Linked DNA regions of Homo sapiens: region 2 is linked to region 1. Evidence: read pairs that join two places in POLR2A ChIA-PET (ENCODE). Cell type or tissue: Caco-2. All regions are shown on one strand. Links, peaks and the distances in the headings refer to the core of each region. The heading gives the core; the rest is flanking DNA.

Evidence for each region. ChIA-PET counts read pairs that join two places held together with the same protein. Peaks named below come from ENCODE experiments on the same cell type or tissue, not always from the same donor. Only the 100,000 strongest peaks of a DNase experiment are listed, where the experiment ranks them.
Region 2: POLR2A ChIA-PET joins it to region 1 with 6 read pairs; 2 of 35 experiments call an interaction of 5 or more read pairs at or near these places.

The regions. Positions count from the first base shown.
Region 1 is chr2:191,559,869-191,569,554 of GRCh38, reverse strand. No RefSeq gene overlaps it. Among named protein-coding and RNA genes, the nearest start is that of NABP1, 110 kb to the left of the region's middle. RefSeq lists an enhancer at 4,352-5,551. In Caco-2, for the core only: a CTCF peak has its summit at 3,105 (motif pointing left); DNase peaks (open chromatin) are centred at 3,094, 3,564 and 4,229.
Region 2 is chr2:191,370,304-191,382,831 of GRCh38, reverse strand. MYO1B (myosin IB) reads right to left here. Exons shown (of 31, transcript NM_001130158.3): 14 at 1,266-1,370. It also overlaps the pseudogene RNU6-1045P. Among named protein-coding and RNA genes, the nearest start is that of MYO1B-AS1, 130 kb to the right of the region's middle. RefSeq lists an enhancer at 5,255-5,549. In Caco-2, for the core only: no CTCF peak of the experiment used is centred there; a DNase peak (open chromatin) is centred at 5,371.

The sequences.
Region 1 (9,686 bases), core at 1,412-5,411:
GACCAGTCTGGTCAACAGAATGAGACCCCCATCTCTACAAAAAAACAAAAACAAAAATAAAAATAAATTAGCTGGGCATGGTTGTACACACATGTAGTCCCAGCTTCTCAGGAGGCTGAAGCGGGAGGATCAATTGAGCCCAAGAATTCAAGGCTGCGGTGGGCTGTGAGGGCTCCACTGCACTCCAGCCTGGGCAACAGAGCAAGAGCCCATCTCTTAAAAAAATACATATATATTACCTTGCTAGCCCAGAGGAGTCTCGAACTGGAGTCAAGTTGAGGACTTGCTCCAGGATCTTCCAGAATAATGTTCCCAGCTCCCCACTGCCACCTCAGCTGAAACTGGGATTGCAGTCTGTATCCATACACTCCCTTCTCTTATCCTCCCCTCTCCCCCTCCCACAGAGCCCACTTTCTGAGCTCTGAGCTCTGCTTTCTGCAGGCTTGAAAGAACTTTACTGGAAGCTCTGGCAGAAAGTTAAATTGAATAAAGATCAAAGTTAATAAATTTCCTGGTAAACCCACAGATGGTCCACTTTAAAGGCAATAGTCCCATTCACTTCTGATTAAAATAAAAATTGTCTATAAAGAAACTCCCTAGAACAAAGTTGAATGATGGAACCATATTAAGAGAGCAGTTCATTACCCTTAAGTGAAAAATGCACAAAGTCATCATTCAGAGGCAGTAATGGAGTGGTGATGGTAAAGAGGTAATTAAACCTACATTTAGCTGAACAATTTGGGAAATCCTCCAGGGCACTAGAAATAGAATAGTCTCCCCAAAATACATACTATCTTCAGGCTACCTAGATGATCAGATTGGTGTCACATTTTATGCATAGGTCCAGTTACCTTTCAGTATCAGAGTGCAAACATTAGAAGCAAGTTCTGCCTATGGTCACTAGTTTGGTTTCTTTGTTTTTGGAGAAAGCATTTACTTGTATCCATTTCCTCATCTCCTAATATTTATCCCCATTAGCAGGTGCATGTTACCTGATCAATCTGGGGGAGGCATGTACTTGCATAATCACCTTTCTCCTCCCTACCCCCAGGGCCACCTCCCATTTCCCAACTTTTCAGAAACAATGAACTTGGTAGAATCTTATCAATTTTATTAAAGAATAGAAATGTACTGTTAATTATGCAAAAATTGGTGGCAACATTAATTAGACTCTGGATCACTGACATTCCTCATTCCTTCCCCTTTTCTTTCCATGTCAATGGAGTATGCAACCTTATTTACAACAAAGACTTTCTTAGGAAAAGTATAAATTATAACATTCTATTTCTAAATTCCTTAGCCACAGACTCTTCTGTAATCTTGGTGGGTCCTGTTGTTTGGAAAAGATGAAGATCTCCAAGATTTACTGGAAATTTGTAGGCAAACTTTGGTCCAGCTCTCCTGTGCTCTCTGCACTTTTTTTTCTTTTTTGAGATGGAGTCTCGCTTTATCGCCCAGGCTGGAGTGCAGTGGCTGCAATCTCGGCTCACTGCAACCTCCACTACCTCCAGGGTTCAAGCAATTCTCCTTCCTCAGCCTCCTGAGTATCTGGGACTACAGGAGCGAGAAACACACTTGGCTAATTTTTGTATTTTAGTAGAGACGGGGTTTCACCATGTTGGCCAGGCTGGTCTTGAACTCCTCACCTCAGGTGATCCGCCTGCTTTGGCCTCCCAAAGTGCTGGGATTACAGGAATGAGCCACCGTGCCCGACCTGCTCTCCGCATTTTAGAGATGGAAAGTGCTAACTGTGGAGGTGAAGTATTTCATGAATATATGCAGACACACAGCAAAGACAAGTCGAACCTGTATAATGATAGTGTGCTTTAGATTTTATGGCCAAAGCTAATTTTAACTAAACAAAAAAGGCTGCCCAAATCTCCAAATTCTTACCCCAATTGCTGCTGACTTAGAATGATCCTGGCGAGGTCAATTACCATCCTCTTAACTCTATTTTCTTCTGACGCTCTCTATCAAGTTCCACTAAGTATATCAAAAATTAACAAAAAACTCTTTGACTTCCTTAGATGGAAAGGAATCCAGGCAGATTAATAGGACACAGTATTGCAATTCTTAATCATTGAGATTGCTGAAGGCTGGCAGGTGTAATTAAACAGTCATCAGCCCATAAACTGCGGGTGAGAGTTCAGTGCCGATGTGTCAAATTGGACAAAGTTAACCAGAGGGCTCACCTGAGGAATGAAACTGGGAGACACTCAAGCTTTAGAGTGTCCCATTAGAATCAGGCAGTAATTATAAAACAGGATTCACTGAGAGCTCTTTCAAATTCCAGTGAAGAGCTCATTTCTGAAGCCATTTGTTAAGTTATTGCAGCCAACTATTGCCATTGCTGCAATTGCTTTTGCAGAGCCAAAAAAGAAACTAATTTTAGCTACCTCTTCTACCTCTTACCTTTCCTAGGAAAGAATTTTCTTCAGAGAATCTGAAAGTTGAATCTTCTAGTAATAAACACTTTAGAAGATAGAAAGCAAGAAAAATCTCAGTCGAGAATCTTTTCACAAAGTAACTAAAGAGGCATTATTGGAAACAAGTGGAGAGGAATGGCAAACTGTCACAGCTGTGGCTGCCTGCTCTTAAAAGTAGGAATGCAGTAGAAAGAAAATCCTTGTGGAAAAGTTAATATGACTGTGGATGCTAGGTATGCTGGTGCTACCCCTGGGCCTGGGAGTAATCACCCACTCCAACCAGCATAAACTCCAGGGAGCATGAGATCTGGATCTGACTCCCCTTAGAGCTCAACAAACACTTCTAGGGACCCACAGAAAAAGGCGTTGCCCGTCTGGGTGTATGATAGCGTTGTTTCGGTGGAGAAGCTTCTTCATTATTCAGGAACACGGTGAATGATTGAAACTTACTCCAGCGCCTGGGGGCAAGCAATTTATGATGAACCTCCATAAATGGTTTTTTAAAATCACCTTAAAATTAATGCCTTCTATAGCCCAGAAGAAGGTGGCGGAGGAGACGTGAAGCCTCTTGAGTTTGGACCTCAGGCAAGGAAAAGTTGGGTCTGGCTATAAATGGACCCTTGAGGTGAGAAACCTGGGGACCTCGGATACGATTGTGGAAGTGCCTGTGCTGCCCCCATGTGGACAAAATGGTTCTCTTCATGGCTTTGCTCCTTTGACTCTAGGTTGAGGGTCACAGGATATAGGATTGAAGTGGTGAATATTCTGGGATCTGCTGGTAACAAAAAGAAACATTGCTTTAGTGTTCAGACCAACACAAGGCTGGCTTTGCCATATAACCCTGGACCTGCTGGCATTCTGCACTCTTCTTTTTTTTTTTTTTTTTATTACTCGCTTCTTGCTACACATATTTGTTGAGTTCTGGCCATGGAACCATGATAAGCTCCTGGGATGGTCAAAAGCCTGAGGTGCAGTCCTTGCTCAATAAGCAGATAAGATAACCCTCACATCTATGAATGCGATCTGATAAGGTGGCAAAGAGAACAGGGAAGCAAAGTTGTGTGAGCACAGAAAGAATAGAGAAGGACTTATTCCTCCAGAGAAGGCTCAAAGAAGGCCTCGGGGAAGAAGAGGACTTTGGAACATGTTTTGAAATCCAGGAGGATGTCCCCATGTGGGGGAATAGGAGAAAAGTGCTGCAAACAGAAGGAACAACATAAACCGTAGCACAGGGACCTCACTCCTCTTGGCGAAAGTGCAGTAACCCTTGTGGCTAAAATAAGAGGTGACTGGGTAAAGGAAGGAGGACTCAGTGTGAGACCATACAAGGAGGTTGTGGACAAAACAGGAAGTGTTTTACAAATGCTTGAACTTTATCCTATAGACAGCAGGAACCACTGAAGTCTTTTAGAGCAGATAAGATGTGATCAAAGTATTACTTTTAAACAGTCACTCTGGCAGCATTGTGGAGAATGAATTTTGGAGTCGGTGTAGAACCTAGAAGAAGGAAAGGAGAACAAAGGCTACGGTAGTATTGGCCAGGGGAGAAATGATGAGGTCTGGGTGGGGCAATGAAGTGGCAGGTTTTAAAGCAATATTTCTGATAGACAAGTGGTAGGCTTGGAGATTTATTGGATGTAGAGGTTGAGGGAAAGGGAAACAAAGGATGATTCCCAGGTTTCTAGCTTGTGTCTAGACTAGAGAAATGTTACTGCCATTAGCCATGGGAGGAATTATTGAGAGAGGAAAAGATTGTGCAAGGGGGATATTGAGCATTTGTTTTTGGTCACGTTAGGCTCGTAACCAGGGCTGCACCATGAGGAATTGCAAATGTAGGTCTGGACCTGAAGTATTTATGACCCATTTTTATATGAGAAAATTGAGGCTCTGGAATGTTAATGTGTCCAAAGATTCCTAATAGGTGGTGATGTTTAGTCATCCTTGTGTCTCTGGTTTTAGCATAGTACCAGAAATGAATAAATGCCACGCTATTATCTGAAAGCCAGAGAAGAGAGAGAGGGCAGAACCTGGAAAACACCAGATTCCAAGGACAGTCCAAAGAAGATTGGGCCAGCAAGAAGGACTAAGAAAAAGCAAAACCCAGGAATGAGAATTCCAAGAAAGAGGAAGAGATTCACATGTCAATGCCTCAGAACTCAGAAAGAATGTAAATGGGATATCTGAGGTCATTTTTTACCTTTAGTAGAGAGGTGACTATGCAAGCTGGTTTGGAAATGACTTGGGAGAGAGTGAAAGGTGAAGCCATAGGAAAAAAAGTCAGACTAGACTTCTGTGAATTTAGACTTCAAGCAAGATAAGGAGAGGCAGTAAAAGAGTTGGAGATTGAGGGAAGGTTTTCTGGGCTGGATGGATGGTTGCTTTTAAAGAAAAAAGTAGATTTGAGTATGTTTATGGGCAGAGAAAAAAGCTCCCATGGACAAAGAGAAGCCAGAGATAAAAGTCAGTGGGAAACATGAGGATGGGCTAAAGAGAACAGGTGATGGGGTAACTTTACAAAGGAGCATTTACATCTAATCCTCCAAAACAGGAGGGGAGAAGAAAACACGAACACGGAAGCTCGCCTTAAAAAATCAGCTTCTAGGCTATGGTTATTTCTTGATTACATATCATGAATTTCTCCAGAAGTGCCTGATTCGAAGAATCTTCCATAGTACCCACAGCAATCGATGTTGAAAAGCCAGAAGTCCAGTTTTTCTATTTTATTTGGCATAGGCAAAATGAAGTTTTTACTTGCAGCTTTTATTTTCTGGTTTTTATTTTGAGCTATTTCAACCTGCAGTCAACAATGGAAAATATCAGACCAAAAGGGACATAAAAGGAAAGGGCCTTCCATTTCACCATTAACTTGCCTTCCAGGAAATACCACCACTAAACAGCCACAATAAGCCGCACCACAGTGCTTCCCCTCAACTCTTCATCTCTTGGTTACCCTGGACGAGTGAGGGACCATTGACATTCCCCACAATGGAGTTCAAAACTGTACAATTGACATTATAGACAGTAAAATATCCATTGGTATCTACTCCTCATTTCAATTAGAGTCCTCTCCCTGAACATGATCCTCTAAAGCCGAGCAAGAATTCTGAGGTCTTTGTTCTCCACACTTTCAGTTTTATGATACAGTCCGATCAACGAGAGTTCTAAACTTTACACACAATTTTAAATGGCAAAGCAGCTCAGGATTTTGACTGACTAAATATATTTCTCTAATTTTATAATAATTACCCTACTTCCTTTCTTACATGTACTATTTATATCCTGAAAAGATATCAGATCTGAGAGGGTCTACATAACTGAAGCTTTAGTTTGGATTTTGTCAAAATGGGGAAGAAATGTAAAGGATTTCTTTTTCTGAAACCACCTTTCCTCTTAATACTCTGGAGGTTTGATAAATGTTGCATATACCGCCACCTGCCTCCCACCCCCACTATCCCCAAATGTACCTTACAAAGTTTTGCAAATGGCAAGCGATGAATGGTACAAAGACCACCTGCTTTTGGCTGGGAAGAGCCAAGTCCAGGTCTTAACATGAAACACCTATTTTAGTCCTGATGTTTTCAATGGATATGAACTTTATGACTACAGGGTACACTAAGCCACACTGCAGACAACATTGGGATTCCTTTGCGATCAACCACACCACATCAAACTGCACTCTATTCATGCTCTATCTACAAGTCTTCCCAAACTTATCTTCTTTTCTTGCTAAACTTCTATTTCAAATTTTTTATCTTCCTCCCCTTTATATATCAGCATTCTCTAGAAGAAACTAGAGCATTTTAGATGGAAAATGTAGCCTTTATGTAACAAAAAGAAATTTCAAAATTGTATCTCTTCCCCAAATCTTTCTAGGTCATATATTGTGTCAAGAAGATAGCAGGCTAATGTCACCCTCTAATGGAATAGTGTTTTCAGGGATTTAACTGCTCAAATGGACCATCCTTAAGGTTATTCAACTTTTTGTTCTGACTCCATTTCACCAATCACCTTCTTAAAAAGATTTTTTTCACTTCAAATTCAATTCTAACTCAATCTTCTCTTGCAAACCAGTTTCCCATTTTGACTTCTTTATATTGTATTTCTAACAGTTTTTTAATAAAATTAATATATGTTGGTGGAGCGCTGTGGCTCACGCCTGTAATCCCAGCACTTTGGGAGACCGAGATGGGCGGATCACTTGAGTTCGGGAGTTCAAGACCAGCCTGGCCAACATGGCGAAACCCCATCTCTACTAAAAGTACAAAAATTAGCCAGGGATGGTGGTGCATGCCTGTAATCCCAGCTACTTGAGAGGCTGAGGCAGGAGAATCGCTTGAATCTGGGAGACAGAGGTTGTAGTGAGCTGAGATCGTGCCACTGCACTCCAGCCTGAGTGACAGAGCAATTACATTAGTTATGCATTGTTCGTATGTGACTATTCCTCTAAAATACGTGTTTAAAGTCTTTGGATTCAAGCATATTAAGATACCACTGTTTATTTAATCAATCTCTTACTATCAAATATGTAAGTTGTACCCAGTTTTTTCAAGTTATCAGAAATATTGCAATTAAAATCCAGCTATATTATTTAGTGTATCTTACTATTTCCTCAGACTGATTTCCTAGAATGGGAGGCAGACAGTTTGGATGGAATCCTAGATTTATTCCTTTCTATTGGTGTGACTCTAGGCAAGTTGTTGAGTCTTTCTTTGCCTTGGTTTATCTGCAAAATGGAGATTATGATAACACATAATTCATAGGATTGTTGAAAAATTAAACTTAGTAGAAGTTCCAAATAAGTATTTGCTGTTGTTATGAAAACCTTTAAAGTTTTCAATGCATATACAACATTTTAGGATGTTAAAACTAAAGTTTGACCCTGCCACTTGGAAACAATAGTCTCCAGAACCCACACTCTTAACTGCTAGGTTTACTAACACTCATGAGCATAACAACTCCAGTTCTAGGAATTTAGGCTGAGGAAATACATGACAGACACACACAAAGTAAAATACATGCAATAGATGTTCCACACCGAAGTTAGGTGCCTGAACAAAATGTTCAAAAGATAGACAAAAAAGCTAGGCTTTCTACTTTAGATCACTCAGGCAAAGACTAAACAAGTGCTGAGTGTGGAAGAAGTGGATTTGGGAGGTGATGTCTTCAGCTAAGCCATGCTGTGACAGCCTGCCCATCACCAGAGAGAGGGGAGCATGGTATCTCCCACCACAGGCTTAGTGACTTCTTCCTTTGCTGTGTCCCATCCTCTGAGAGGCCAGAAGATGCAATTAACAAGGAGAAAGAGGGAAAGAAAGGAGTGAGAGAAGGTGACCAAAACCACGGTGCAAAGAACAGGTGCCCCGTTGAACACAGACCTCAGGTGGGACAAGGAAAGGAAACGTCTTACCTGTGAAAAAAAAGACTGAAGTTTGATTAATAGCTTGGATTGTATACTCTTAATTTCTGAATCAAGCCAGCATTTGTGGCTTAGAACATAGGCCAATCTACTCCCCAAGAGCAAGCAGAACAGAGGGGCATCCAAGTTCTCAGCCAGTGAGTAGGGGAAGCTTCCACCACCAAATACATTTTTAAGTAATGATAGGAGACACAAATGAGGAATCCATTATGCTTGTCCAATGGAAAGGCTCCACATAATAATAAAACATTGCCGCCCAGAAAACTTGTCTCAATTTATATTCCAATGAGCAGTGTACAGGAGTCTCTTTTTCCCTCACTACAAAATATATGATCTATAATTTGGTTTCCCAAATAGATTTTTTTTTTTTTTTGAGATGGAGTCTCGCTGTGTTGCACAGGCTGGAGTGCAGTGGCACAATCTCAGCTCACTACAACCTCCGCCTCCCGGGCTCAAGCCATCCTCCCACCTCACCCTCCGGAGTAGCTGGGACTACAGGCACCTGGCACCACGCCCAGCTAGTTTTTTTGTTTTGTTTTGTTTTTTGTATGTTTAGTAGATACAGGGTTTCGCCGTGTTGGCCAAGCTGGTCTCGAACCCCTGATCCACCCACCTCGGCCTCCCAAAGTGCTGGGATTACAGGTGTGAGCCACCCTGCCCGGCCCCAAATAGGCTTTATTTGTGTGAAGAGAACAAACTGAATGGCTGACACAGATATATTGCTTAGCAAGTATATTTCTAATAGTAAATAAATAAATTGGCATTTTAATTTATCAGCCAGCCAGTGTTTTAAGAGATTAGTTAACACAAATAAGCCCCCTAGAATGAAGTCACTTCTCACAGAGATGACAATTCAAGTTCCCCACACGTGCCCAGCCGAGCAGTTCTCCAGCAGCCCCAGCGCGGGCAGCCTCCAAGGTCCTCCGGGAAGCCAGCTGGCTGGCAGGTTGGCCTCTCTTTAGCACCATTTAAACTGCAACAAGCAGAACAGCAGGCTTTGAGGAGTGAGGACATGAAATGTCCTCCGGGGACCAAGAAACTGGATGTTCACAGATCCAGTTTCTAATTGCAAAGCAGCTAATCGTAGAGCATCTAATCGAGAGGCAGCATTTGAACAAAGAGTGGAAATAACCCCAACGCCATTCAGCACGGAATGAGACCCAGGCCTCTCAATGAACAACTCCTTCCAACAAAAATAGCAAGTCTGCGGCGCCACGTAAAGGTGCTGCCAATGGGGTGTGTGCACATTACTGTGACAGGCAAACACAACATCAAGAAAACACTTAATCTTCCTGTTTATCCCCAGAAGGACTAATAACCAGAGTGAGAGGGAGAGCTGCATTCTTCTTCATTTAGAAACGAGCTCCCACTAATGCCTGGCTCTCCAAGTTTATAGACCAAATACCTGCTCGCACTAAAACTGCCACATATTGTAAACCTCACCAAGGAAGTGAATCCATCACGTTCTCACTCCCTTAAGAATAGTTTTTCCCTGGAGTACATAACCCATTACTGCATATCTTGTAGAAATCAAATGCAGACTCTATCTTCCACCACAGAACAAATCGGTTTTGCAGAAAAATGCACAAATCATGACATTTTGTTTTTCTTTCACTTTAAGGCTTTTATTTCATTATGGTTATTGTTTTCTTCTTTTTCTTTGTTTTCAGGCAGCAGTTTCTAAGGCATCACTACACTTGGATTAGAGCCACAGCTAGGGAGGGGATGCCATTCCCCACTTAGTCTCTAGCTACAGGGATGGTACCGAGGCCCGCTCCGGGCTACAATGAGAAGCAGATTGAGGGGCCTGCAAACCCCGTTGATTTACCTTGAACCCTTTTCTG
Region 2 (12,528 bases), core at 3,476-7,475, 190 kb after region 1:
CTTGTGTTGTAGGGAAGTTAACTCTTTCAAGTGTTAAAAAAAACAGGCCAGCGCTACCACAAAGTATTTTCAACATAAGGAAAGACATGAAAATCTATCCACTGGTTCTAACACTGGCTACAAAGCCAAATCCATAAAGCCAAATGTAATCTTTCTGTGTCTACTTAACATTCTGTCCATAAATGTAAACATTTATTTGTCTTCTATTCATTACAGCAAGCTAGCAATCTTCCTATATATTCTTAGAAGTGTTTTAAACAATCTGTATAAACTGTTTTAAGTTACCCATCAAAGTTTGGGCATTCTCTTCATGATGAGAAGACAGGAAAAGAATGAATCGTGCTTTTAGAATATTTATGTTACTAAAAGGTGCCAGACAAGTATAAAACATTTCTGAAGCATAATGAGTACTCTAAAATAAAGATGAAATATTTATGATTTAGCTTTTGAGTAAATGGGTTGTTTTACTAAGCCACTGGGGATAACAATCACATTAGAAAAATCTATATGGAAAGAAAGATAAAAGAGAATTCAGTGTCCTTAATGGCTTAAAATGATACTAAGAAAATAAAGGAAAACAGGTAATATCATTACTAAAATATTAAGGCAAATAAACAAAAAAGGAAATAAAAATATAAACATAACAATTCCTTTTTATTTTTTGAAATAACTAATTTTACACTTGAAAAAAGACTGGCTATTTTAAAAAATAAAAGGGTGAAAAGCAAATATATATTTTTAAATTAATGATGAAAAGACTCTGCAAACACTACTTCTGGTTATTTTAAGATTATATTAAATGAGATAATCTATACATAGCACTTAATATAATACCTGCTATGTAGTAAGGACTCAGTAACTGTTACCTATTTTTACTATAAATTTGAATACTCAATACTTTTTGATATTGAACAAAGTCTCAAAATATTTTCAAATCTACTTACAGTGATGCTGACTTTTTTGGTATACAGTTCTCTAAGTTTTGGCAAATGTATAATGTCAAGCAACCACCACCATTATCAGTCCCCAAAATTCTCTTTGCAGCCACAACCCTCTCACAACTCCTATCTCCTGGCAATCCCTGACTCTATAGCTTCTTATAGGTAATCAGTCTCTATAGCTTTGCCTCTTCTAGAATGACAGATGGAATCATACAGTATGTAGCCTTTTGAATATGGCTTCTTGTTTAGGCTATCTTCTGAATTAGAATTTATATTACGAGTAAAAAAGGACCAACACTTTTAAAAATAGCATTTCAACATTACCTCCCGTATATACTCCTCCTGCTCTTCTTTAAGAGTAAGTTCAATGAAGATTTGTTGCAGCTTTTCGTTACAATAATTAATAATGAACTGCTCAAAGCTGTTGTCCTGTATGGAGAAAATGAAAAACAGCTTTATAAACCATGCCACTAGCTCTCTCAAAACAATGACACTCAGACATCTCAATCCATGAGAAATGCCACACATGATCTCTCAGATTTAACTGTGGCCCAGCACACGGCTCCTAGGACAGACGCTTGCCCATTGCAGGCACTCGAGGAGTGGGTCATGAGTAAGTGAATGAATGAAGTATACACAAATGATGCAATATTTGAAGGATGAAGACTTTTAGTTGACAGAGAAGCACCCCAAACAGAAAAGCTAGAAACAATCTCACTTCCTTTGCTGAAGGATCAGCAAAGACACAGTGAGCTCCACAATCTCTGTCACCAAGTTCTGAATCTCCCATTCTCAGGTGAAACTTCAGAGCTCAAGGAAGTCCCCCTGAACTGACCCCTTATTGTCCCCATCCAGGGACAGATCCCTCACTCTGACTCTTGCATCCTAACCCTTTTTGTAAATCATGTTATACGAACATGTGTGTATGTGTAAGTATACACATGTACAGATTAGTTTCATATACATCTGCCTCACTAGACTGTACATTCTTATGGGTGAGGGCTGACCATGCTCTCTTGTTCACTGTATTCCTACCCCTTACACAGCACCTCACACCTAGCAAGTTCTCAATATGTATTGGCTGACTGTATGAACAAATGAAGTTCCTACCAAATGGAGACCCAAAGATTAAAGCATCTCCCTGACAAGAAACAATCTCTCTCTCTGTAGAAGGCCCATACCCTTGATCACTCTTAGAAGTCTCAGCAGCCTCTCCTTCATATTAATCTCTTATGAATTTGTTGACAGAAGCTTTATGCCTAAATCATTTCTGAACAATCTGCAGGGCTTAATGTATTGCTGTACATCCTGAGAGCACCAAATGAATAAATTTATCAAGAACCACATCGTCCAGGAAGAAGTAGATCTGACACTAAAACTTGTTTTCACCTCTATTTTTCTTTATCGCCCAAAGATGGTGGCAGTGGGAGCGAGGGATAGTATGACTCCACCACTGGTAAACTGGACTCTTCTCCCACAATGGTGGCCAGTCCTGGTCTAATGAGGAAGGAGAGCCCACATGTAATGGTGCAGCCAAAGCTCACTGCTCCTTGTGAACAGGCAGAGCCACTGGCCTTCAAATCCCTCCATACATGATAGAAGTGAAAAAGTCACAGAGTCTTCTGAAAGTTGATCTTTAAAAATCAACTTTGGTCTTACTTAGGAAAACTTAAAAATGATACTTATGCTGCAGCATCTAACTACATTCTTTCCTGGAAGTCAGCTAGGAATTTCTAATCACCAGTGATGCAGTGATCAGAGGAAATTTTAAACTCAAACTCATAAATAACACATGTGAATATATTGTCAGTGACTTATCTTGTTAATGCTAAACTTAGTTAAGGATAAAAGTTTGTTTGTTTTATGTCTTGAAGAGTCTTACTAAAAGGCAAACATTTATTTTCAATAATTTTGACAAATATAGTCAGATACAAAGGGCACTCCTCAGTCCTCATTTTCACACAAATTTTTTAAAACCCTGTGCTCAAATTCGCAGAGCTAACAATTTCAATTAGAAACTGAAGTTGGTCTAGTATAGATGCCTTATTATTATTATACTCAGCATAAAGGCATTCCATATATCAGAAAGTCTCAATTGCTTTGCTAAAGTATGTCCCTATATGATGCAACTATAAATAAAACCTATAAGTAAAAGTAAAACATTAATAACTTATAAGAGCAGATCTTTGACTTTTTTTTTAGACAACAGTCTCATGGAACAAATGTGTTATCTGGCAAGTCTGTGCCCATGGAGCTATTTCAACCCTATTATGCTAAATCATCAAACAGCAAATAATGAGAAGGAAAGGAAAGCACTAGTGTCCTCAGACACATTGTGTAGCTATGAACAGCTCAAAGTACACTTCTAAAACAGGACCATGAAATACACACAAGCAGATTAGAAACCAGAGGCAAAGCTTCACAATTACAAAACAATTTAAGGATTAAGTTACAACTAAATTAAATTTGCCCATAACCTTTAAAAATTCCTGTATGGATTCTGTATTTTATATCCACATGGTTATTCAACAACCACTTACTGCAAAACTCACACAGCTAGAGAAGCTATTAACACAAGAGCATGCAACAGACCAGCACTGCAAACAGGTCATACTTACTGCATTCTGGTGCAAAAAGGGACAAATTACACAAAATGCAGTCAGTTCTTAATTAGCAATAAACTTCTAAAAGTGAGCATGTATTGATAGTTATTCATGGTTACAAATGATGGCTTTTACCATTCAGGCTGTATTTTTGATCAGTGTAAAACTTTGGATCAAGACCCATATCCAGTCAATTCAAAAGACAGGACCACAATACCTTCCTGTGGTGTCTGAACTGTGGTTTGCTAGGGGAGGGTTCTTCAGGATAAAAACAGTTTGACTGAAATAATGATACATCATATAACTTGCCTGAAGCTTTAAAGCTTCAAAATCCAATGCTTCTAATTATAAATTATCAGGAAAAAGAAAACATGCCATCCAGGCTATCACCAGTAATTCTATATGACAAATGCTCCTTCTAACAACCCCACAATATCACCCCTTATCCCAAAATCTTTCTTCAGTTGAATCTCTCCCACTGTAGGTTCCCACACTGCCCCAATCCCGCTTGAAGCAGCCCTGAAAAACATTGCTCATTCTCTCTCCATACCACCCCCCAAAATTTTCGCCGTCCCAACGCTTTACCACTATTTTATTTTTCTTATCAATATAAGAAGACAGGAATGTCAAGCCTCTGAGCCCAAGCTAAGCCATCGTATCCCCAGTGACCAGCACGTATATATCCAGATGGCCTGAAGCAACTGAAGATCCACAAAAAAAGTGAAAATAGCCTTAACTGATGACATTCCACCATTGTGATTTATTTCTGCCCCAACCTAACTGATCAATGTACTTTGTTATCTCCCCCACCCTTAAGAAGGTTCTTTGTGAGATCTGCCCCCTGCCCCCAAAACATTGCTCTTAACTCCACCACCTATCCCAAAACCTATAAGAACTAATGATAATCCCACCACCCTTTGCTGACTCTCTTTTCAGACTCAGCCTGCCTGTACCCAGGTGAAATAAACAGCCATGTTGCTCAAAGAAAAAGAAAAAAGAAAAAAAGAAAACATGCATGACATGTATCCAAGGTCCACATCCACCCAAACAGTCAGGGCAGTGGTGGTTGGCAGATCACCAAAAAGTGAAGAGATCCATCATAATCCAAAAGTAACTCCCCTTTCCCACCCCAGGGACACATCCCTGTGTAGTACCGTGCTAAGGCTCCTTTTCAAAAACCAATAAGGAGAGAGTATTCTCCTGGAGATGCCCTAATAACAAAAACTTGACTGTCTGAACTTACTCTACTGCTAAAAAAACACCGCCCCCTCCCCGCCAAAAAAAAACCAAAACAAAAATAGAATAGCACAATCACCGATGTAGAAATTAACTTACTTCCCCACAGAAATCAGCATCTATTGCAAACTCACCTCCAAAGTCTCCAAAACATGTCATGGGTCACCTAGATGATCCTTACTGCTCAAAGTGAAGGCTAAAGACACACACCTCTCTTGTGATCTAAGCTGAAGTTGATGGCATTGTTCAAATTTGGAGGAAAATGGGACTGCACATATGATTAAAAACTTTCAAAAATTTAAGGAATAATCAATAATCTGCAGAAAATTAAGGAATAGCCTGGCAGCAGTTCACAGAACTCTAACTTGTATAGGTCTAACACATTTTTCCATTAATACAAATATTAAATTAATACCTGGTTTTCAACTTGGGCCCCCTCTCCTTCATAAAATAGCTAAACTGAGACTAGAAACCACCAGATGAATAGGAAGGCCCCAAAGCAACTTTATATGTGGAGACTTTTTTGGTTTGTCAAGAACTGTGTGAATAGCCAGCAATCCCTGAGCCAGGCCCTCTCCCACGTGTCAGGCTCATGAATCAAAGTCTCCAGAAGAGGAAGTGGGCAGGAACTTGCCCCAGGAATGACTCATCTCCTCTCTCCAGTTTTCCACCCATGCTCCAAGTATGCAATTTTTCTCTACTGTCTTACCCACATTTATCCCTGAAGACTAAGGAATAAAACTAAAACTTAGAAACATCTTCAAACAAGTACCTTCTGGGCTTTCTATTACATAACCTCCCTAAATGAAGCTGAGGCTGCTTTAGAGAACAAAGGCAAACAGCAAGGTGTCTGTTCTCTGCTATTTCACACTATAGTTACCAACTATAGATTGGGATAGGGAGCACTTACTATGTTTAGAAGTATATAATATAATCAAATTTTAAACGCTAGGGCTTCTTTTAAGAATTCTAGACTTTGAGTCCATCCTTTCAACATCAAAACAAACAAACAACAACAAAAAAACAAAGCCCAGAAAATCTTATTCCCAGTCGATTCATAACTACTTTATACTCACAAGTATCAATCATAAACTCTCCAATATAAATTAAGATGTATCAAAAATACTGGCCCCTTTGTATATTCTCCTTAGCAACAAAGGAGACTGATGATATTTTATACTCTTTAAGGAAGACAGGTATTTTAAAAACTCTTAGGCTCTTTAAAAACAATAAATATTGAAAGGAAGACAGTAAATAGAAGTGGCAGCTCTGTCCCTCTGTATTTGGGACAGAGAAATGGGAAGGAGTCTGTAGGTGAATATAATGTATTTGAAACAGCGAGCAGTCCAAACACAAAGACCATGGCTTATGTTAATTACATATTAGTGTTTCTTATAGTTCAGCACTTTGATTTGAGGTCAAATTTTGAATATAACATGCTGGCTTGGGGGTTTCTACATTTTTACATACAGTAAAGTCTCCTGCATAATAAATGAGTCAATGCATTTATATAAAAGTTACAGGATTTTGAGTGTATATCACTATTTTAGGGAAGTTGGGCTATATTATTGCTGTAAAATATGCTGTTGGTCCTTGCAAAGATTTATTTGGTGTTAAAGCCTTTGACAGCTTCTGATTATAATGCTGTTCCTATAGAAAAATATAATGCACTTAACCACGGTCCATTTTTAAATATCACAGCATCAAGAAACAGGCTCCAAAACAAGAATTGCTTTTTTTAGAATGTAAACTTAAAAAATCCTCAAAATATATGAGAAAACCATTTAATATGAAATAGTCTCCTTTTTAGACATTTACAAAATTGAATGACTAGCTAAAGGTTTAGAAAATTTCCCTTAACATTTTTTCTTCCAGGTATATACTAAAATACAGCAAATTTTAAGAAAAACAATGTTATCGTGCTCTTCTTAAACATTTTAAAATAGGCTTTCATCTAAAAACTTTTTATACCTGGAAGAAATACACACATATTATTACACAGAACAGAAGCCCAACTTCACAAAGGAAGAAAATTATAATCCAAATATTCCAATTATTCCACACATTTAAGTTTGAATTTTTTTTTTTTTTTTGATACGGAGTCTCGCTCTGTTGCCCAGGCTGGAGTGCAGTGGTGTAATCTCGGCTCACTGCAACCTCCGTCTCCCGGGTTCAAGTGATTCTCCTGCCTCAGCCTCCCAAGTAGCTGGGACTACAGGAGCATGCCACTATGCCTGGATAATTTTTGTATTTTTAGTAGAGACGGGGTTTCACCATGTTGGTCAGGCTGGTCTTGAACTCCTGACCTTGTGATCTGCCCGCCTTGGCCTCCCAAAGTGCTGGGATTATAGGAGTGAGCCACCGTGCCAAGTTTGGACATTCTTATAACTGAAAAGATGGTCTGTGATTTCTGAGAAATATTTACAGCATATCCATAAAATATACACTATAAGACTTTGATTCATGAGACTGACACATGGGGAGGAGTGCCCGGCTCTGGGATTCAGGAATTGCTGGCTATTCACACAGTTGGATCCATCTATCTATCTATCTATCTATCTATCTATCTATCTATCTATCTTTTACAAATCATAGCAGTTGTCATCTTTTGTTTTTAAATCTACTTTAAATTGTTTCCTTCCTCTTCAATTATAAGCTTTCTAGCATAAGAAGGACCAAATGAAGGCAAGAAACTAGAGTAGAAGGTGCTGACTATAGCCAGAATTTCTTTTAAAAACAATTTAGAAAACAAATCCTATGATCATGAGGTGTACCTACCAGACTACAATGACTCTTGCCCAAGTATTAGATTTTTTTATTTGAAATAATCATTGCATCCAGCCTATCATACTCTTACCATATATGGGTCACTTTCAGTGAGGTTTATGAGGGCAAGATAAATAAGGAGTCCATAACTGAAAGTAATTAGCACTTTGCCTGTGTTAAACTAGCTCCACTGTATGAAAGGTGAAATAATCAGCTACTACTGCCTGCTTTGGTCTACAGAACACTAATGACCAATCAGATTTTCCCAGTAAAATATCTGCCAGTTTTAATGCCTGTCAGATAAGTATGTAGAAAACGAGCTGAAATCAATGTAGATTGTTCAACTTACTTTTTAACTTAATATCTTTTTTCAAAAAAAGAATAGCAGTTCTTTTATGGATATGCTATAAATATTTCTCAGAAATCACAGACCATCTTTTCAGTTATAAGAATGTCCAAACATAAATGTGTGGAATCAGAGTATTTGCATTACAATTTTCTTCCTTTGGGAAGTTGGTCTTCTGTTCTACCAGGATGTACAGCTAGATTTTTTTTCCTCTATGCATTTTAATTCACTTCACCTTATTTTTGGTATCAATGTTCTACTGATCTATTTTCCAAACTGACATCGGATCACATGTGGCCAGCCAGGCAGCACTTCCAGCTGGTACTGGGATGTTTTGCAGTCAAATCCATGTGTCATCAACCCATGGTTTAATGCATCAGTTTCCCTCTTCCGTTCAGAGACAGACCACAGGGAATGAAAGGTTTCCACCAGCTCAGCTAAAAAAGGCATTTTCATGGGAACTGCAGGGCCATGGGACAACTAGACGCATTTTTTTAAAAAAGTCTCGCCCTTTAGTGTCCAGTTTTTAAAGAGATGCCCAGGGTATTCTAAAAGGCAGAACTCTTAATTCCTACAGTCAATTGAAGAACAACAGAACAAATAAAAAAATACATGTTATCTATACTCCAGCAGTTTCTTTTCACTTGGGTGGAAAATATCACAGAAATTTTCATTTTTGCCTTGATGTGGATCTGAATACTTCTTCCATACTCTGACCCCTTGTACTTCAACTTGCAGTACTTTAAAGTTCTTAATTTTCTTGGTTTCCTAACACTCTGAGCTTCCTGATGTCTCCATGTGTTCTAACATTGCTGAGAATCCAGGAAAATATAGGCTGGCATCTGGGAATGTATGTGAATAATTTATTAAAAGAAGAAAAACACGTCTGTAACTCTGTATTAAAAAGCAGGTAAAAGTACCTAAAAATCCCCAACCAAATCGCTAATCTAACCTCCCCACAAATAAATTTATTTAAAAAAGTTATTAAAAATCAAAACTGAAGATTAATCTGAGAAGGCTTAAAAAGGAAAATGGAGGTAACAATTAAATATAATGAAAAAACAAATCTTGATTCTCTCAAGGAACTGGGGGGAAAAAAAGAAAAATTATTTACTGCATGTAGAAGGAAAGTTAAATTTTTATAATTTGATGGCCATTATAAGATTTGCTATAGACATATAACTGATTGGATTTGGCCTTGGCTGAAAGTTCTGTTTAAACGGAGTAAAAACCGCCTCCCAGGTTCAAGCGATTTTCCTGCCTCAGCCTCCCAAGTAGCTGGGACTACAGGCGCAAGCTACCACGCCCAGCTAATTTTTGTATTTTTTAGTAGAGACAGGGTTTCACCATGTTTGCCAGGATGATCTCGATCTCCTGACCTCGTGATCCACGCACGTTGGCCTCCCAAAGTGCTGGGATAACAAGTGTGAGCCACCATGCCCAGATGAACAGTAGGTGAGGCCCAATGTTTTACAAGGGTGTTTCATACAGTGGCCAAGCAGCATGAACACCACATGTTTGGAATCTGCAGTTTACTCCAGAGACTACTGTCTAACAGAGCATTTGGTCTCAACCTTGAGTGCACACTGGAATCACCTCAGAGCTTTAAAAAGGTTGCTGCTGCAGCCCCATCTCCAGAGATTCTGACATAATTGCTCTGGGTACAGCCTAGACATCTGAATTTGCAAAAGCTCCCCAGGTGATGCCAATGCACAGCCATTTGAGAACCACTGAAATAGAGTAATCCTCTGAAGAAAGGAAGAATATTTAGAAATGTAACACAGGCAGCCAGGCCGGCGCGGTGGCTCATGCCTGTAATCCCTGCACTTTGGGAGGCTGAGGTGGGTGGATCATGAAGTCAAAAGATCGAGACCATCCTGGCCAACATGGTGAAACCCTGTCTCTACTAAAAATACAAAAATTAGCTGGGCGTGGTGCTGCAGGAAAATCACTTGAACCCTGGAGGCAGAGGTTGTAGTGAGCCGAGATCGCACCACTGCACTCCAGCCTGGAGACACAGTGAGACTCCGTCACAAAAAAAAAAAAAAAAAAAAAAAAAAGGAAATATAACGCAGGCATTTTCATAAACTGAAGTCTCTAGTTGAAACAGTGTTGAGAAAAATGATGGTATAACTTGCAGAAGGAGGGCACATTCAGCAAGACAGGTATGGAGAGAAACTTGAATTAACCAGAAGTGAAAAATATTCTTGGATTGCTGAAGGGTATAGGGTATTTCACCCAGCATCAAGTTAAAGGATGTTTACACAGGAACATCTGACTTCTGTTCTGATTAGGTCTGTAGCAAACAAACTTTTAAAACGTAATATAGTTTCCTGATTAGACTTTCCTACCTGATAGGATACATCCTCTGGCAGCCACAGACTCTCAATCTTAGGGCTAAGACTCTAAGCTCCATGCAGACAAGGAATATCTCAGTTATGTTTACTACTGGTATCTGGTAACTCAATAAACACTTGAGAAATGACTCGAATTGTTTATGAGTTATAACTCAGTTTCCTTTGAGTGTTATAAGTGTTTCTTTTCCCATGGCTAATTAGATCTTAGGACCTACTGGAAGTCAAAGTTAACTAGATATCCCATCATAACCTCATTATCCTATTTTTTAAACTTTCCATGTGTTGTGATATGATATTAAGCCATTGCCCACTGGCTTAAGATCAATAATCCTTTTCTAGCAAAATTAAAACAAAATCAGTTTCTTTGACTTTGGAAATGTCATTGAATGTATCTTCTTAATCTAACTTTCTAGTGAAATCTCTGCTTACCCATCTCCCCTGCTCATGAAACCATTTAAATCTAGATTAGCACAGCAATGTGCTAGGTAGTAAGTCTTTTTCCCTGCCAACTGTAAAGAATGACTTTGGCATTCTGCCCATTTAGTGATAGTAACTTGAGGTCTTGCTAGAAAGAAATTAATTTCGGCAGTGATTTCTGTGTGTACTCAAGCATTTCTCCTAACTCAGAAACCTCAAATTCTTCCCTTTCTACCAAGAAATTGGTAGCTTTCCTTTGTAGATTCTGCTAAATGGGCAGCAATACAAGCAGATGCTGTGTTGAAGACCTCTGTTCTGGGGACCCCATGGGGAAGCCACCAGCACACACACTTCCATCTACGAAGCACCCAATGCTGGCCAGGAGCTTGGAGTAATGACAAGGGTGGAGAAACAGGGGAGTCAGAGACTTACCACATTTATTTTTTTCTTACTTCCAGATACTGGGGAACCTGTTACTTTGGGAAGAAAGGTGAGGAAGTGCCCCTGGTCTCAATCTTAGTAAGAAAGAAAAGCAATAAATGAAAATATTAAAAGGGCCTGGAGTTTAGGTCCTGAGTCTGCCGCTAAGTAGCTGTATAACCCTGGGGAGTTAGTTGACCTGAGGAGCTTTACTTTCTCATCTGTAAAATGGAATTCATAATAATAACAGCTACTTCATGAGGCTGTTTTGAAAAGTAAATCAGACCATACACACACCACTTACCACAGTGCTTACATACAGTCGGCCCTCAATTAGTACTTACCATTAGCTATTAAATATAGAATATGATTGAGGGAAAACATACTAAGAAAAAGGCATGTGCTAGCAAGGTCTGGTTTAGGTGAAAGGAATGATCTGATGTTTTTTTTCTGAGATTCTGTGACCCTAATTTTTTAGAACATGTAAATTCTTTGGGAACATTCTGGGCAGAGCCTGGTTCCTTAAAGAAATTCACAAATCTTACTTGTGGAGGAGAATTAAGAAAGGAGGAGCCCGATCTACTTCTTATTTCCGTGAACCAAACTAAAATACCACTCCTAAAAGTGAGAATAAATGTTTTAATAGATCCTTAAAACTCCTTCTAAATGTCAAAGTTAGCAAGGGGGCAAAAAGGAAATTCTAACATAAGTAGATAATGTTTATTTTCCAAATCACTTTTTTCAGGGGCCATGCTCATCTTCTCTATATCATTCTAATTTTAGGTATATGTGTTGCTTAACCAAGCACAAATGGTTTAAATATTTAATCTGTAACAAGCATAGAATCATTTTAAAAAATTCACCATGAGCTTCAGCAGAAATTATTTCAACCTCTGCAGCAGAATTCATTATCATAAGATCACAGTAATGAGACTCAACACATCACCTAATCCAAATCCTCTTTCTCTGAGTCTCACAGATGAAATGACCAGCCCTGGCAAGGCCAGAACCTATGTCCAGCCCTCCTGTGGCTTTCTTTATGGCACCAACCTGCCACACTTTCTAACAACACACAAATGGCCACAGACATACTCATTGTAGCTTGTTGGAAGCCTCACGGTTAGAAATTTAAATACGCAATTTCAAAAGTCAGGTACTAATACGAGTTCTTTTTAAGCAGTACTGTCTCCAAAATGCTGGCTCTCAGCATACGCACACCACACACACACACACACACACACACTCAGGCACACATGCAGGAATACACAACCAAATTTTGTTACATCTACACAAAGATTTGTTGGCAGATTCAAAGTGATAGTGTGTTACATCTACACAAGGATTATTTGTAGATTCAAAGTTACAGTTACTTATAATGTCTACATAATACAGGATTTAATTTCCAACCATTCCACTCTACTAAAGACAATACAAAAAAAATT